Regions from separate parts of the Homo sapiens genome. Here region 2 is linked to region 1. A link is a loop called in an ENCODE intact Hi-C map of the cell type or tissue named here. Cell type or tissue: Caco-2. All regions are shown on one strand.

The links. A loop is a pair of places that touch in the nucleus more often than their neighbours do. Peaks named below come from ENCODE experiments on the same cell type or tissue, not always from the same donor. Only the 100,000 strongest peaks of a DNase experiment are listed, where the experiment ranks them.
Region 2: it touches region 1 in a loop (3.0-fold over the local background); 1 of 110 quality-filtered maps calls a loop at or near these places.

Annotation. Positions count from the first base shown.
Region 1 is chr1:94,696,985-94,699,484 of GRCh38, reverse strand. The region is part of intron 2 of SLC44A3-AS1 (SLC44A3 antisense RNA 1); the gene reads left to right. Among named protein-coding and RNA genes, the nearest start is that of MIR378G, 48 kb to the left of the region's middle. In Caco-2, no CTCF peak of the experiment used is centred here; a DNase peak (open chromatin) is centred at 1,454.
Region 2 is chr1:94,607,360-94,609,859 of GRCh38, reverse strand. All of the region lies in intron 1 of LOC105378861 (a long non-coding RNA gene), which reads right to left. Among named protein-coding and RNA genes, the nearest start is that of MIR12133, 65 kb to the right of the region's middle. RefSeq lists enhancers at 349-849, 850-1,350. In Caco-2, no CTCF peak of the experiment used is centred here; a DNase peak (open chromatin) is centred at 1,449.

The DNA of each region.
Region 1 (2,500 bases):
GGTGTGCATTATCATGCCTGGCTAATGTTCTTTTTTTTTGAGAGAGAGATGGGGTCTTGCTATGTTGCCCAGGCTGGTCTTGAACTCCTGACCTCAAGTGATCTGCGTGCCTCAGACTCTCAAAAGTGCTGGGATTACAGGTGTGAGCCACTGTGCCCCACCATGTCACTTAATCCTATCACTAATCCTGCCCCCTACTGGGTTTACTGTCAAAGGAAGGGTTATTAGTGCCATCTATATGTGAAGAAACCAAGGCTCAAAGAGCTGTATGCTCACCAATGTTTACAGTGCCTGTAACACAGTAGGTATTCAATAAATATTTGTTAAATGATTTTAAGCCTCTAGTAAGTGTTGAAGTTAGATTTCAAAAGCAGATCATTTGACTCTAAAACCAATGGACTTTAGAAGAAGCTAGTGAGCACAGGCAAGGAAGAAAATATGTGACTTGGAGTTTGGGTAGTCAGACCTCTGACATTTTATCTGACTTCTCCCTGAGGTAGGCCAAGATGACTGAGCCTGAAAAAATTCTGATAATTCCAACAAAGTCTGTCAGCATTTAGCACAGCTTCTTGAAAGTGACCTTGAGCAATTAAATCATGCATATAGGCAGACATTAGTTCTGGTTCTGGTTGACTCAAAAATTCAACAGCCCCATTTACGGCATGCTTTTAAGTATGATTCTTTTCCCTGTTATTAATTCGTACTCAAAATTTCTCAGCAATAGCTAAAAAGATGGGGGATAATGTATGTTTCAAAGCTGCTTCATCTCTTCTAATGAACAATGTTTAGCTAGGGAGGGTATTGGTGAGGAAGAACGGCTGGTTATTGATTTCACAGAAATTATGTTGTCCAGTCTCAATAAGACATTCATCAAGGGGCTAAGTCTCTTCCTAGTAATTTATTAGTTATATATGGAAGCATGTTAAGTCTAGGAGGTCTCAAGGCACCACTTGATGTTTCTCAGTGGTGACTCATGACATAGAAAGATACCTTAATCACTCTTTGAGGTTCTTCCCAACTTTTAACTTAGGGGCAGCTTTATACCAGGAGCCCCGGACTTAAGCATTCCTTACTGTTTTTCTTCCCTCCCTTCCCTGCTCCTTCCCAAGGCTATGGAGAAACTGTTTTTCATCGTCAAAGAAAATGTGTAGATGATTTATTTATTGACACATTGTCATTGTACATATTAATGGGGTGTTGGGATTCACTCAGGATGATGGCAGAAATATTAAAGGGAAATATTAGGGAAAGTCATAGGAAATAGTCACAAATCTTTTGGAAGGCTGAAAGGTTACATAGCTTGTAATAATTGAACAGGCTGAAGGCAGCCTGTTACCTCAGAGCATTAAGTCATAGGGTAAATACTAGTAACAATAGAGGCTTCCCCAATTAAGTCTGTTTACCCTACCTCCTTTAACTAACCTTTGAGCCAGATGGCCCTCTGTGAGGGAGGTCGACCAGGGAAATTGCCCCCTAATGGTATTTACTTTAGACCGTGGTACCTGAGCTTTAATCATTCGTAGAACTACTCTCTTAACAATGTTAATTATCCACAAGTGTGTTTCCTCAAAGCTTCTATTATTAATTGTATACTAAATAAATGCCTGGAGTGCAAGCTGCTCAGGGCCGACCGCAGTGACAAACCTCTCTTGGTGTGCAGGCGGTCGGACGCTCAGCTGGACTGGCAAAGCAGAATATCTGTGTGTCAGTGTACATTTTATTCATCCGTCGTTTGGGTCAGGGTCTGCGGGCAGACCCCCACAGCTAATGCCCTTGTGTGAGGAGCAATACCTCACACACTACTCCAAAAAATAATCAACCTCACTAACCATCAGGGAAATACAATCAACACCATAATGGGATACCACCTCATTCTACAATTTGATTTTTCAAAAAATATATATATTTATGTATATCACACTATATATATTTTTATATATCACATATATATATCACACACACATATATATGTTGTATAACGATCCAAGTAGGGTAGTTAGTGCATTCATCATCTCATGCATTTATTATCTGTTTTTGGTGAGAACCTTCAAAAGCCTCTCGGCCGGTTGCAGTGGCTCACACCTGTAATCCCAGCACTTTGGGAGGCCGAGGCAGTGGATCACTCGAGGCCAAGAGTTCGAGACCAGCCTGGCCAACATGGCAAAGCCTCATCTCTACTAAAAATAAAAAAATTAGCTGTGTTGGCAAATGCCTGCAGTCCCAGCTACTTGTGAGGCTGAGGCATGAGAACTGCTTGAACTTGGGAGGTAGAGGTTGTAGTGAGCCGAGATCATGCCACCACAGTCTAGCCTGGGTGACAGAATAAGACTGTCAAAAAAAAAAAAAAGCCTCTCTTCTAGCTATTTCATAATATACAGTACTTTACTGTTAATCAGAGTCACCCTACTGTGCAACAGAACATCAGAACTGAATCCTCCTATCTAACAGTAACTTTGTATCCATAAACAAAATTTTCCCTAACCTTCCTTTTCTCTCCCCA
Region 2 (2,500 bases), 90 kb after region 1:
GAGTCAGCAATGGGAGTGAAATGTGAGCAAGGAGACCGTCAGCGATAAGGAAGGGGTGACTAAACGAACCGGCCTTCCTGGGGGGATTTGGTTTTTGGTGTGTATTTTGGGCAAGGTTAGATGGGAGCAAGGACAGGAGTCAACAAGACTGTAAGATGAGAGCTCGCCTCCTGAAGGAACTTGGGAGATGCCCCGTGCGCACCCCCACACCCCTTTCTGCTAATCGCTTCCTTCCACCCTCAAATCCCTTTTTGCTCCAAGAATCATCCTCTGGGAGGAACATTTACTCAGTTTACTCATTTCTGCCACCTCACCCGCCACATTTATAAATGAGCCAGGGCTCAGGAAAGTATGCGTTCCCTCCCCTGCCTCCCCAGAGTTATAGAACCACAAAGAGCCACCTTAGGAGGCCGTACGATGCTCCCAGCATTTCCCAGGAAGTTTCAGGCCCCTCTGTTTATAAAAGCAGTAACTAAAGGAATGCCAAGTGCTCTTCAGCTTTGTGTCAGTATAAACAAGTTTCACACTGGATGGATCGCCATCAGCCTGGAGTTTCCACAACCAGCACGAAGTCACCACCTTCTGTTTTCTGCTCTCAGCTCAACCTGGCCACCCACCTCCCACTGTGTCTCAGAGCTGTACTTTCCTGTGGGCAACTTTCTGAGCCTGCAGAGGAAAAGGCATCAGCCATACTGCAGGGTTTATTCATTAAGATTTTCAGACAATTTCCTACTATCTCAATCAATTCAGCGGATAGCTATTAAGAAACCAGAGGGAGAGTTCACTCCAGATACACTGAGATGCAGTCTCCACATGAAGAAACTTAGATCAGGCCTGCAGCTCCAGGACACAACTGCTTATGCGCCTCTGTGCAGCCACACCTGGCTGCCCAGCTCATCAGCTCTAACTCTGTGTTCTGAGGAAATCTCCATTCACCGAGTCCTGCACCTTAACTCAGTTCGATGATGGGATGAGAAGGACACAGTGTGGGGCCTTGATAAGAGAGGAGGCCCCTCAGGCAAGCTTGGGCCACAGTGGCCGAAAGAGCCTTGCAGTTACCAGCAGAACACTGCAACTCACTGACCCTCACTTCTTGCTTTCCTGTCTGCAGTCGAAGCCCTGATCCCTGCTTCATCATTCACACACAGACCACGTGTCTCGAAGTTCCAAAGTTAGCAATGGCCGGTCCTTTCCAGACCCATTGGTTTACACAGCCTACACCCCAAATTCTACCTGTCTTTGTTCTCTGTTTCCTGTAAGACTGTGTGTGGGCCTCACCTCCTTGGCTAACTAGACTGGAAGCTCCTGAAAGGCAGGGGCCTCTCACCCGGGTTCTTTTTTCCTTCTCAGCACTCAGCAATCTGCTTGGAGCAAGGCTTATAGATCACTTTGTTGATTGTTACCAAAACATGGACTTGGCCAGTTCTGGGTAAATCTTTAACTTTCAAGGAGCCTGTGAGCAGACGAATGTCCGAAGGTGCTAAAGTTGTATGACTCAACAGATACAAACACAGATGGGGTTGGGTCATTCCTTATTCCACAGCTGGTGCTCTGTCACCTGGGTCCATATCCTCCCGATAAACAACCTGGCTGAAAAGTAAGAGCTGAAGGGCTAAGAGGGAACTGCAGGCCCAAGGCCCAAGGAGGAGACGGGGGAAAACAAGAAGGGAGGGATTAAGAAAGAGATCCACAAAGAGGAAGGGGGAGAGGCAGGCAGAGAGAGATTAGAGCAAAAGAGACAGACAGGAACACAGAGAAAGAGGGAGAGAAACAATGGAGAGCAAGAAAGGTCAGAGGTGCCGAGGGAGGGTGGTAGAAAGCTCAGGCGGTCTGGGATCAGGTCACCAAGCCATGATTTGTCCTAATAATTGAGCACCTGCTACATGCCAGGAGTTGTGCTAGGCCCTGGACATGCAGTGGTCAAGAAGGCAAGCCCATTCCTCAAGGAGTTTATATTCTAATGGAGGACTGATGATAAATAATATGCAATAAGATGTGTTGAAGAAAAATAAAGCAGAGGCCAAGGATGTTGGGAGTCAACGTCCTGTAATCCTAGCACTTTGGGAGGACAAGACGGGTGAATTACTTGGGCCCAAGAGTTCAAGATCATCCTGGGCAACATAGCGAGACCCTGTCTCTATGAAAATTAAAAAAAAAAAAAGTATTAGCCAGGCATGGTGGTACGTGCCTGTAGTTCCAGCTACTCAGGAGGCTGAGGTGGGAGGATCACCTGAGCCTGAGGCTTCAATGAGTCATGATCACAAAACTGCACTCCAGCCTGGCTGATAGAGCAAGACCTTGTCTCGAAACAAAACAAAGCAAAATAAAGCAAGGTGGAAGTCTACTCTCAAGTAGAAGCAGAATTTCACTTAGAAGATTTGACTCCTCATCCAGTGCTCATGTGAAAGACCAAATGCACCAGACCATCAAGGAGATGGTTTTATTCAGGGTATTGCAATAGGGAGAATGTTCATGAAAGGAGAATGTCTCAAAGAAAAGG